2 separate regions of the Homo sapiens genome follow, and region 2 is linked to region 1. A link is a contact called in ENCODE Hi-C or POLR2A ChIA-PET data. All regions are on one chromosome and are shown on one strand. The core of a region is the stretch at or near the end of the contact, and the rest is flanking DNA. Distances in the headings are between cores, read along the strand shown.

Evidence for each region. A loop is a pair of places that touch in the nucleus more often than their neighbours do. ChIA-PET counts read pairs that join two places held with the same protein, here RNA polymerase II (POLR2A). Pooled maps may share reads with other maps.
Region 2: a loop to region 1 is called in a map of heart right ventricle, with 1.9 times the contacts of the local background. The contact joins the promoter of PRICKLE2-AS3 here to the enhancer-like site in region 1. A Hi-C loop is called at or near these places in 8 of 168 maps with a recorded cell type or tissue (PC-3, PC-9, endothelial cell of umbilical vein and 4 more), 1 of 37 single-sample maps with no recorded cell type and 6 of 50 pooled maps. POLR2A ChIA-PET finds 5 or more read pairs at or near these places in 9 of 52 experiments (A549, AG04450, HEK293 and 5 more).

The regions. Positions count from the first base shown.
Region 1 is chr3:64,146,963-64,153,266 of GRCh38, forward strand. PRICKLE2 (prickle planar cell polarity protein 2) reads right to left here. Exons shown (of 8, transcript NM_198859.4): 6 at 6,220-6,304; 7 at 1-740. Among named protein-coding and RNA genes, the nearest start is that of PRICKLE2-AS3, 37 kb to the right of the region's middle. RefSeq lists a silencer at 3,991-4,285. Within about 2 kb of position 4,114, at least 16 of the 41 ENCODE cell types and tissues checked have a DNase peak (open chromatin) inside an H3K27ac peak, as active enhancers do; they include heart right ventricle and prostate gland, where a contact is called at or near this core.
Region 2 is chr3:64,183,822-64,190,437 of GRCh38, forward strand. It overlaps PRICKLE2-AS3 (PRICKLE2 antisense RNA 3), which reads left to right and starts at 3,723. Exons shown (of 4, transcript NR_046702.1): 1 at 3,723-3,784; 2 at 6,473-6,526. All of the region lies in intron 2 of PRICKLE2 (prickle planar cell polarity protein 2), which reads right to left.

The DNA.
Region 1 (6,304 bases), core at 2,864-5,363:
CTCTTCCTCTTCCTCCTCATATTTGGGGACTTGGATGCTGCCTCGGGTCTCACTGAAACTCTGACTAGACATATCACTGTAGCTCTCCTGAGATCTCAGCCTCCCCGGGTAATAGTCTTCTCGGCATTCCTTGATGAAGCTGCCAGCATGTCCTGTCATGGCCAGTGACGAGCTCCTTTTGGGGTTGCTGAAGTGCTTGCCCCACATTTCGGGCTGGGCCCCAGCCCCTTGCCCTCCTGGACTGTAGGAAGTTCTGATGTTGCACTGGCTGAGGAGCTGCAGAGGGCTCTGGGTCTGGTTCTGCTCCATCTTGTTCCCATAATGGTAGGGCTCTTCCCGGCTCCTCCAGATGGGGTCCCGGTTGAGGCTGGGTGTCTGGCTGGACAGGCTGAGCATGTCCATCTGCAGTGACAGGGGGTCTACGTCGGCTGACAGCCGGTTAGAACTCACTTGCAGCTGGCTGTGCTGGTTCAGCATGGGCTCCTCCGTCTTGCCCTTGTTCTTGCCAATTTTGGCACTGCGCCGGGACTCCTTGGCCCTGGCGTTCTGGAAGGCGGAATCAGAGGAGTCAGAACCATTGGGGTCTTCCCCAGCACTGCAGGCCCGTGAGCAGAATATCTGGCCCTGCTTCGGGAGGAATGGCCGCCCCAGGAGGGATTTCTTGCAGTGAGCACAGCAGAAACAGGTCTCAGTGGCATGCCAGTGTTGGCCATCATAGGTCATTTGACCTTGGTCGATACCTAAAAAAATGAGAGACATTGGAGAGGCTGATGAGCTGCTCAGAGCTCTGCACTGGGACGTGAAACACATAGCACCTTGGTTTGTCTCAGGATTCCAGGTGCGGCAGGATAAACTGTCAATAAATCAACAATCAGACCCTTATGTAAATGGTATTCACGTCCTATTACGAGAAGTCCTTGTTGTACCAGTATGCGCCTTAACTCATTTGCTCCAAGCACAAAGACTCTAGGTTAAAATGGCTTGTCTATGAATCCTTCTGCCTGGGACACATTTCCCCCTGACAAATAGCAATAGTAATATTAACGTATGATCATGTACTGCTTTAAGAGCTTTATATATGTAAACTCATTTAATCACTCAGCTCCTTGAGCTAGCTTTCTAATATTATTTGCAGTTTTCACATGAGAAAGTAGAGGCAGATGAGGCTAAGTAACTTGGCAGGGTAACATAACTAGGAACCAGAGACGAGATCTGTACCCAGGAAGTCTTATTCTCAACCATGACATTGACACTATCTCCTTCACTCTAGTTAGGCATCTGCTCAAAAGCCAACTCCTCTGAGAAGTCTTCCTATCCACACTAAATAGTGATTCTCCATTACTCTCCACCCTTACCTGCTGGAGTTTTCTTGATAGCATTAATACCGCTTTACATTACAACAGTATATACATGCATCTGTTTATTATTTCTCTCCCCCGCTAAAAGTGAAGCTCTATGAGGACAGACTCATTGAGTTTCTACAGCATCTCCAGGACCTGGAACATGGCCTGGTGTATGACAGGGCTCTTTGTGTGTAGATAGATCGAGTGAATCCCATTACTAGCATATGCTATTCCAATGGGTAAGTCACAGCAGCAACTCAGTGGATGCTATGGTGAATGTTTTCTTCAGAACTCCTAAGTTTAACACCTAAATCCTAAAGTGATGGCATTAGGAGATGGAGCTTTTTGGGAGGTGACTAGGTCATGAGAGTGGATACCTCATGAATGAGATTAGTGCCCTTATAACAGAGGCCCAAGGGAGCCTGTTTGCTCCTTCCACTATATGATGACTCTGCCAGAAAGTATCATCCAGGAAACAAAAAACAGGCCCTCAGCAGACACTGCATTTGCTGGTGCCTTGAGTTTGAACTTCCCAGCTTTCAGAACTGTCAGCAATACATTTCTGTTACTCAGAGGCCACCCAGTCTGTGCTATTCCGTTAAAGCAGTCTCAACAGACTTAGTGGGAAATAAAAATGTGGATTTCAACTCTTGTTAAGGAAAAATCTGCTTTCGGTAAAGAAAAACCTAGACACGGTATTGCCAAAGCTACTGCCCCTCTGGGAGCGTAAGTACCCTTTGCTTAATTTCATCAGGGAAGGAAGAGGTACGATTCCTCCCTGTGACAGGCCTGCGCCAGGTTTATATAGCCTGGCCACACTGCGTACTAAGGGAGCCTCCCACAGCCCCAGGGGTTCTGCCTTCTCATCATCTCTGCCCTCTTCTGGTTATAGGACTTCCTCTCCCTGTGGGACACCATTTCCCTGCCATCTTCAGGCCGTGAGCTTTGGGTGGGGCAAAAGCTGATCTGGGGCCCAACATAGGCCAGCAAAAAAAATCTGCTCTCCTGGCACCCAGGGACTGATTCAGGGGTGGGCAAGTGACCTGCACTAAGCCAACACCTCTCATTGCTTTTTCTAAGGCAGGACTTTTGCTAAGGCAGTCACACAGCAGGCTCTTTTTATAGCAGCAGTAAAACTGGCAGAATGGAAACTGGGAGCTGCTGGGGCCCCTTCCCGTGGGGAGAGCCTGCTGGGAATATAGCCTCAAGCTATGACTGTAGGGTGGACCAGGACCCCTGCATTCTCCTGATGCGTAATGATACACGGCTTCCCAGAAAAAGGGACTAATGTGGCCTTTATCTTCAGTGGCTGAGAGTTCCTGAGCCTGGACTTTCAAGGAAGAACTTCTGGAGACTTGTCTAAAGAGGCAATGAACCAGAAATTAGGGAGAAGAAGAGAATTGCAAGAACAAAAGGCCACCGGCCCAAGCAGCCTACCTTTCTCCTCCCTGACTCACTTTTGTGTCAATGGAGCCCAGGGAGAGAGGAATGAGGGCAATTCTTCTCGTATTAGCTCTTTCCCAAACTATGGGGTTCTCTTTTCATTTTGAAACCTGGCCTTAGAGACTAAGAGGGGATTTTTTTTTATAGGGATAGGAGCAGCCACAAGGGTCACCCCAAGTGGGAGACAGGAAACTGTGTGAATCAACTGAATCAACTCCATCTTTTTTTTTTTTTTTTTTTTTGAGACGGATCAACTCCATCTCTTACAGCACCAGTGCTCCCCAGCAGAGTGAGAAATAACCAGCTGGGGCGGGGCTAGAAACAGACAACCCCGAGCGCCGTGGACACTTCCTCCCCAGACCCTTGGGAGAAAGCTGAGGCAGACATCACAGGGACATGGGACTCTGTAGTAGTTAAGCATAAGCCTTCAGGACTCTGATGAACACAGGTTCAAATCCCAGCTCCATCCCACAGCAGCTGGTTGTAAAGATGCTGACGGCCATCTGCTTGGGTTCAAATCTTGACTCTGCTGCATTCCAGCTGTGTGACCCTAGGCAAATTGCTTCATTTCTCTTTGTTTTGGTCTCCCCATCAGTACAATGGGGATAATCATAGTACTTGGTAATGGAGTTAACATGCATGGAGTGCTGAGAACTGGGCCTACTGACCACTCTTCTTTTATTGCGTTAGGTCTGAAAGCCTGCCTCTCTCTTCGCTGAGGGTCACTGCCCAGATGCATTCCAAGAAATAACTAGGAGGCTGCTCTGTCTCTCCTGCCCTCTCCCACCCTCCTTCTTCCTCCTCCTTCTTCTCACTCCCTTTCTCAAATGCCAAGAGTGCAGAGAGCTCATGATGGCATCCCTGGGTCCTTTGGTGAGCTCTAATCAGCACAGCATCCAGAGCAGCTGCGGCTATCCCCACTCCCTGTTAGAGGTACACAGGAAGTCCAGTCCCTCTGGTCTGTCTGCCACCAGCTGCTTCTCCAAGCTTTGGCAAGCACACATGCTCAGATGCAGCAGCAAGGGCCTAGTTCCTCGGGATGGGGGCCTCATGGAAGGAAGGGCTCAGTTTGGGAGAGTGGAGGGGAGGCATATCATAAAGCGGCCTGGCAGGCAGCAGAACGTGGTCCCCGATAAACATCGATGTCAGATGGTCCTCTGAACTGCTCCTGAACTCTAAACATCTGGAAAAGGGCTCTGCTGTTCGACATCTAAGCGTTCTTTTTTTATTCCTTCTCTAAGCCCTTTAAGTACTTCTTGGAGGGTGTGTGTGTCTACTGCTGCCACAGCCTCGGTCTGTTTATAGGACTGTTTACTCTGCTGTGCACAGGCAAAAGTACCGTTGCCCTAGCAACGGCTGCCTGACGCAGGGCCTGCTCTGAGCGGCTGTATAAATATGGAATATTTGTACAGTATGGTCAGAGGTAAAGCACCCAGTGACTGAGGTATGCATGCTATATAGAGTGTGCTCTTTCACTGTCACAGGAAAATTATGTTTGGTAAAAAAGTGGATTTAAAACAAACATTAGGGACAGCATTTTAACTACAGCAGCAATAATACTGCAGGCCACCATGGTCACCTTTTCTGATAAAACACTGACACCCTTTAATGGATTTAATAGGAAAGGAGGAGAGAATGCCAATAAATGTGCTGGGCAGCCAAAGGGCGAAAGAAAGAGAAGAAAACCGAGGGGCCATCTGAGGTGTACATGCTGCAGCAACAGAGAGATTTTTTCTCTCTGCCAAGTACTGAGCAAAAATTCTAAGTGGCAGTTTCTGGAGAGGCTCTTAGCCTCCAAGGACAGAAACAGGAAAAACAGAAATATGGATGGGAAGGGGTATTGTTGCCATGGGCTGGTATTCTGCACACATGGCCCCTCTCATCTGAGCAAGTGTGCACTTGCAGACTTGAATCCTCGGTTGGGCAATACTGAGTCAAGACATTGCACCATTTTCCCTGACACTGTCCTACCTCTCCCCTTCCACACACGTCTTGTCACTTGTCACAACTGATCTTCGCATTTCCTAACTCTTAGCAAAAAGAAGGTTTATCTGTTTGACTACTTTGATCTTGTGAGACATGAAAGCTCCTGGGTACTGAGTTGAAGCAACAGGCTGTGAGAGGGGTGAGGTTTTTAGGGGTTAGGGGATGGGAAATTTGCCATCACCTAAGCCCCCAGAAGGAAATGCAGCTGAACAGAGGTCTTCACAGCAGAGCTTAAGCCCAGGCCTGAGCATGTGGGACAAGAATGCCCAATGACAAAGCACCGTTGAGCACACGCTAGCTGTCTTGTCCACAAAGCCAGGGTTTTTATCAGCACACAGAGCTCTCCAAATACTAGCTAATTTTTTTATTTGAATACATCACTTCTTATGAACCAAGAAAACAAAGCCACTTTTTTTGGTCCTGATAAAACCTTTTAAGTGGGGCAAAATGGGCTCCAAAATGGATTATCTCTGTATCTCCTCACTCTAGGTAAGAAATCGGCAGCTTCTGAACAGACTTCTTGGGATTGCACAAGCCACTGGATGATCTGGCTGTGATCTCACAGACATTCAGCCACTGCCAACTTTTTTATTCCCTCCAAGGTTGGCTCCTTCCCAAGGTGCCAGAAAAGGCAAGTTGAATGAAGAAGCCACAATGCAGTATGATCTGGAACAGCGTTAAAGGGTTGAACAAATTGGGTATTTGCAGAGGGAAAATGATTTTCACCATCTCAGATCTGCCACTTATTGGGGGAGTTAATAGTTTATGGACTATTTGAAGTTCATTTGCTTTGCATTTGGCTGGAGTAGCTTTTGCTATTTTTTTTTTTTTAAAGACATACTTGCCAGAAGCCACTGGGTTTCCTTGACAATCCCTCTCCACCAAGAGACCACTTTGGTTCCTCCTCTGCAAATCCCCAACTTGTCCCAAGGAGGCTATGGAAGATATCTGTTTAGATTTTCCTTCTGAGCTTCCCCCACTGCCCTGAGCCTCGGTTGTGGGACTGTATGGCACATAGTCCCCACTTGGAGGTGGGCCCTTGACCAAAGCAAGGCTGAAAAGATTCTTATTTGGAAGAACTGACCTGAAAACTGGAAGAGACACAGTTCCTCTCCTTTTGAGAATGCAAATACTAAGACTAGTATCACTAGTGAGTCATCTCGACCATTAGGTGAAGACAGCTTCTCCCAAATGATGTTAACAGAAGGCAAATTAAGCTGAGATACAGAGAAAAAAATCGGTTTTGTCTGAACCCTTGATCCACCCCTATCTGAAGCTAGTATACTTCTTGGCCTTTCTAGTGTCATGAATCAAGAAATTCCCTTTTTCAGTTAAGTTAGCATGAGTTGGGTTTCTAACACTTGCAATCAAAGATACTTTAACTACACCCAAAACAAAGGTGACCGCATCACAGAAGGACCAAGCTGACTGCCAAATATTGCCTCACCTATATGTTGGGCACAGGTGTCACAATATTCTGCATACAAGGACTCGAAGCAGTGGCAACAGTAGGGTCTTCCCTCCTTCATGAT
Region 2 (6,616 bases), core at 2,473-4,972, 36 kb after region 1:
TTTTCTGATCCATGACTTTTTCTGCACTTGAATGCTCTCTTTTCTGTGTATCTTCCCAGTCTACATTCCCTGGGTATTTACCCTGATGTCGTAGGGGAAGAGTGGTATATTAACTGCTCCCTAAGCACTGGCCCTATGCGACAATGAGCAAGTCATGTACGTTCTCTGAGACTGTTTTCTTAAATATTAAATCCAAGGTTTGGGCTTAAGAATTTCTGTTCTGTCTTGTTTTGCTTATATCTTAGAATGCTTTAATTCTTGCCCCCAACATCTATGGACAAGAACTTCAGACTTAGATCTCAGTCTTGTTTCCCCAGATAGGCCTTACCAAGAAAAGTGTTTTCAAAACAATTGGCCATTCTAGTCTGGAAAGATATACATTTCTTGAAATGCCAGGTACTGATTAAGTGCTCTATAAGGCAGGAAACATTACTGTCTTCATTTTATAGATGAGAAAGAATGACCTCAACAAGGTAAAACAACTTGCTCCAATCATAAATATAGCTGGACAGTGGCAGAACTGGATCAGGTCCCAGCTGCGTCTGATACCACAGCCATGGCTCTTAATTACTGTGCTTGAGAAAGACCACAGAAAATGGTCCCACTGATCATATTTCAGCAGAGCTGTTTCTTTTAGTTATGTTTAGTTATTTTAATTTTATTTTTTTTAAGACACAGGGCCTTGCTCTGTCACCCAGCTGTAATGCAATGGTGCTATTATAGCTCACTGCAGCCTTGAACTCCTGAGCTCAAGCAATCTGCCAGCTTCAGCCTCCTGAATGGCTGGGGCTACAGGCCCACACCAATGACTGACTGATTTAAAAAAAAAAATTTGAGATGGAATCTCGCTATGCTGCCCAGGCTGGTTTCAAACTCCTAGACTCAAGCCATCATTCAAGCGATCCTCCTGTCTCAGGCTCCAAGTAGCTTGGATTACAGGTATGAGTCACTGTTCCAGGCCAGAAGAGCTGTTTCTCATGGCATATTCACCATCCAGATGAATTCTTGACTATCCACACAGCAATGGGGCACAAAAGAAGATGGATGTTTCACAACTATGTTCAAGCCCAACCTCAAATTTATCCATGTCATTTGACCTTCTCTCTCAACACACGTAGAATTGCCAAGTGGTTGGCAAACTTAGTTGGTTGGCACTGCAGCTTTTTTCCCTGGTTGCCTCTCTAAGGCTATGATTCTTGCAATAACTTACATAATGATGGAAGAGAAAGGAGACTATAATACAAGCCCAAATGTTAGGGCCTACATGTTAGATATTGTCCTTGGGAACATACAGAGATTAAGTGTTCACAATTTTGATCATCAACCCTGAGGAAATTATTACCTTCTCACCAAACACTGGATCCAGTGAGGATGGAGACACCACCTCTTTTTTCCTAACACCCTTTGGCAAGAGTCAGAAAGGTTTCTCAGGACCCCAGGATTGTAGGGAAGTTAATGTTTACAGACCCCCCCTAGATTGCTGCTAGAATTTTTGGTATCTTTCAGTAAGTTAGGAAAAGACAGCCTCCCAACTAAGAATTAGAAAAAGTCAGTCCCCAAGCTAGATTATCTGATAAAAGTAATGGCAAAAACAGCAATTACTTTTGTACCACTCTAATAATTGCCATAGCAATAACAACTACCACCACTGTTTACTGAGTGCCAACTACGTGTTAGGCACTGTCCTTGGGAGCTTAGAGATTATGAAATGAGCCAGTCTGTGGAACTCATTTTCTTGTGCCATCCATCTGGATGTTGATGAGTTTCTACCCCAAATCTCCTTTTCATTGTGCATGATTAATACTGAGCAGTTCTTTCTGACAAAAGCTTGGCAAAAGACTTAGCTACTCCCTGAGGCAATTGATGAAACCTTAGGAAGCCTCCACCATTGGCATGGGAGGAAGCTTGCCTTCCTGTTTGCTAAAGAGTAACTTCATTCATTCATTTATTCCATCACTTTATCGAGGTATCAACATATAATAAATCACATGCAAGTATACAATTTGGTAAGTTCCAACATATGTATGTACCCATGAAAGCATCAACATAATCAAGATAGCAAATGTACCTATCACCCCCAGAACTCTTGTCAATCCTTTTGTCGTTCCTCCCTCTCATTTCCCCATCCCCAAGTAACCATTGATCTGCTTTCTGTCACTACAGATTAGTTTGCATTTTCTAGAGTTTTATATAAATGAAATCACATAGTGTGTACTATTTTGCCTGGCTTCTTTCATTTGGAATAATGATTCTCAGACTCTGATTCACTTTGCATAGATCAACAGTTCATTCACTTTTATTGTGAAGTAGTAGTATACTATATAGATATAATACAATATGTTTATCCATGTACCTGTGGATAGACTTTTGAGTTATTTCCAATTTTTGACTATGGAAAAGAAAACTAAGAGCAGCCACTTTAAAAACCCCAAATGTTTAAAACATTGTTTCATTTAATTTTCACAACTATGCTGTAGTTAAGTACTGACATCCTTGTTTTTCAGAAGATGAGATGAAAGTTTGGGGAGGTGAATTAACTTGGCCAATGTTGGAAAGCAGCACAGCTAAAATTTGAACACAGAGCTAGTTATCATCGAAGCTTAGACTCTCAAACACTTATGAGCCCAGAAGGATAGTTACTCAAAAGACAGAAGTTATCGGAGGCCAGCACAAAGCCTGATGTCTGCATGGGTCTTCCATGAGACACTTTCTACATCTACCTTTGTATGGCTCCAGGCCACCTAAAGCAACATATAAAGACTGGTGTTGGAAAGCTCCAGTTTTTGATTGGACCTGGAAAACTGCCATATTGAAATCACACCTATACTAACAGCTTGCACATATGGGTACTTAATAAACAACTGTTGAACGAATAAATGGCTGAATGCACAAATAAATGCATAAAGGAAGGCACAGGCAGATAAATAGATTGAGGAAGGAAGTTAGTTACTTGCTGATTTGGTGGTGGATTAATCCAATCATCCCATGAAATTACTCAAAATATCTCCTGCGTCATAAGGCAGAGGAGATCATCTTGATACTACATTAACTCTCACACCAGGCTACAGTGTAGACTGCCCAGTCAGCAGAAAGGGTGTGCAGCTGTGAATTTATGCAGGAAGTCTAAGTAAGAGGCCAAGTCCCAAACTTTAGGACCCCAGAGTGAATTTACTGTAAAGGTTGGAGATACCTGTCTTGAAAGCTAGAACTCCAATGGCAGGTCTCTCATCCTGCATTTGCAAATGAGCCTTGGCCTTTCTAGGCCTCATAATCTGCACGCAAGCCTTGACAAGTCCCTGCTGGTGGAATCTGGCCGTGTTGCTGCTGACTTCATCTGGCAGAGGCCCTGAAGCCTGGGAACCCAGGTTCTAGTCCCAACTCTGACAGCTCCGTTGAAAACAAGTTTATTAACAGGCAGTTTTAGTGAAAGCTGCACACACAGGCATATTTCCCATTGCCATCTGATGACATCAGTGTATTTCTGGAGCCAAGATAAATACAGCATTGTTCATGTGACTAGCTTCCCAAGAAGAGTGAGGTGGACTGCTCTGAAGCCTCCTCCTGCCCTGCCCCCTTCTTCCCTCCCTTCCCAACTCATCTCTCAAACTGCATTGAAAACACCGAGGTGAGTGACAGTGAAGGCTAACTAGGAGATGCAGCTTAGGGGGAATTTAATCCAATTCAGTTGGAGAGACATGCATCTCCCTGTACCATGAAATTCCATTTTGATCTCAGCATGTGCTGATGGAGTAATGAAATAAAGACAACACTCTGCAAATGGCTGGTGAGTCTAATGATGGTTTTTATGGGGGTTTTAGAAGGGCTATTAGATTGTGCATTCCTTTCCTATAAGCCAAAACCACCCAGCAGACCTTGGGAGATGAACCATTTTATCATTCTTCTCTCCCTTCCCCCAGCATCTGCCAGCCTTTGTCCCTCCTGGTATAAATAGCTTCTCACATAAAAGAGCAAACTGTCAGTAGCCTGAAAGCTAACGGTAAAGCTGGACGCCTGGCACTGTGGCCCCAGCCGGGTGGTGGTGAGTCACAGCTGTATAATTCACGGTCCTGCAGTAAAAGGTATCAGCGCATGCTCTAGGTTAACAGGCCAGAAAGGGAGCTGAAGAAACAGGGCCAATGAAAGACTTTTAAAAGCATCTTGAGTTTTCCTTTAACAATCAGCCTTGTATTTGGGTGATATCCAGGGCATGCCAGTCAAAGGCAAAAAGACAGGAATGGGATTGGGTAGCTTCTGGGGCACACCCTTCATCCGTATCTGCACGCAAATCTGCTTCAGTGTCTTGGAGATTCAAATAATGATTCTGATGAGGACAGCAGCTACCATTTGCTGAGGACCTATTTGGTGTCTGCTTTGTCCTAGGATCCTTACAAAGATGAATTCACTTCTTCTCTGTTAGCTACTTTAGACTTGGGCAGAAGCATCCCCGTGTTACAGCTAAGAAAACTGATGCTTGAGATGCCCAAGGTTACAGAGTTAAGTGATGGAGTCTAGATGTGGCCTCATCTATTCCTAGCAATGTGGCTTTTCCATTAGCCAACAGTAATGGCTCTCAAGCTTTGTCATGCATGAGAAACACCTAAAAGCTTTGTTGAAACAGATTGTTGGGCTCCATCTTCAGAGTTCTGGTTTATTTGGTCTGGGGCAAGTCCCAAGAGTCTACATTTAACAAGTTCCCAGGTGATACTAGTGCTACTGGTATGGGAACCTCGTTTTGAAAACCACGGGACGAGGCAGACCAAATCTGGGTAATCAAGCCATCATTCCATGTAAAGTCCCAGCTCAAATGTCACTTCTGCAGAGAGGCTTCTCTTAGCCATCCAATATAAAGTAGATAGATTCTCTAAATCAGGGGTCTGTGTTTCAAATCAGGCCCCCTTCCTGTTTTTGTAAGTAAAGTTTTATTGTCACATGACCATGCCCATTTGTTCACCTATTGTCCAATGCCTGCTTTCACATTACAACATCAGAGTTGGGTATTTGCCACTGAGACTGTACAATCCATGAAGCCTATATTTACTATCTAGATCTTTACAGACAAAGCCTGTCAACTCCTTGCTCCAGATCATATCACCCTTTCTTATTGCTTTGTTAATAGACGTCGGTCTCTGAATGTGTCTTGTTATTCAGCTATTAAGTTGTCTGCATCCTTCACTAAACTGTCAGCTCCACAAAGGCAGAAGTACTTGCTTTTCTATTCACAGCTGTCCCCTAGTGCCTAGGAAAGTACTTGCCATATAGTTGGCACTCAAAAAATATTTGCTGAATGAATGTCACTATTGAGTGCCCAGGTACGTGACGCTGTCTGTACCAGTAACATGAGAGCCCCTGGAGGAAGTACAGTAAAGCCAGGGTAAGAGAGTGAGAAGAGATAAGGATAAACAGAGATTGTCGATAGGGAAACAAATCTTTGAAGCAGGGCCATGCTGCTTCCTGCAGTGGTGGGGAAACTGGAGGTGGGGAAAAGATGAATTCCTTAGTCACTAAGGTCAACCTCAGATTAGGAGAAATTTCCCATCCCTAAGAATGAAAGAGACTGTGTGACTCATGCTGTTCCCCTCCTCCAACTCACACCAAGTCTGCTTTCTTGGATCTGATTCCCTGAGTGGAGCAATGTGCATGCTCTTCACTGTGCATGAGGAAGGGGTGGAGGAGGAAAAGCCCACACGGGCACTAGAGTCAGACAAATGGCTGGTTCAAGTGCTGTCTTTGTCCCTCGCTGACTGCGGCATCTTGGTCAAGTTTCTGATCCTGTGAGCCTCAATGATTTCAATGGAGAAATAGAAGATTTTGTACCAAGGATTAAATGGGACTGTTTATTCACGCAAACCCTGTTTATTAAATGGCTAGCATGTGCCCAGCATTATTTTTGGTACTGAGCATAGAGTGGTGAATAAGACAATGTCCGTCTCTAACAGACTCACATTTTGGAAGGTAGTATGGACATAAATAAATGTAAGTAGAGTACTAGCTATGAATTTAACATATGGAAGATGTCACCTCTGTAGTCAAATGGGGGCTCTCTGTTGCCCTATGTGCACCTGGGGCAGAAACATCAAGGGGATGGATGATTAAGTGCCTCCAATTTTCCAGGGGCAAGCAAGGTAGTTGGACTGTCCTGCCTTCATGTCCAGGGATGTCTTGGCAAGCACCGAGCACTGCATGGGCTCCATTCGTGTCTCCCCAGTCTGCCAACACTCTCCCCAAATTCTTTGTGCACAAAGTTGGTACTGATTTTATTTCACTTCTGAGTTTCACTCAAATGAATACGTTAACTTCTGTAACAAATGAGATCTCTGCATAGTAGGCTTCTTCAGTAACAGCTCAAATACTGCCTCCCCAGAGACGCCGGACCTGACCCATCGGGCTAAATTAGCCAATCCCCCCAGCACCCTGCTCCACATCAATGATCTCTGAAGCTGTTTTTTTGTTTTGTTTTGTTTTGTTTTTATAGGATACATTAAGTGAGAAGCAACTTGTAAAGCACCCAGGAAAATATCTGACACATGTAAGAGTTTTCTAAATATTTACAATCCTATTCTTAACATCACTATGTTTTTTTAAAAAAAATCACAACCTGAAATTATCTTACTTATTT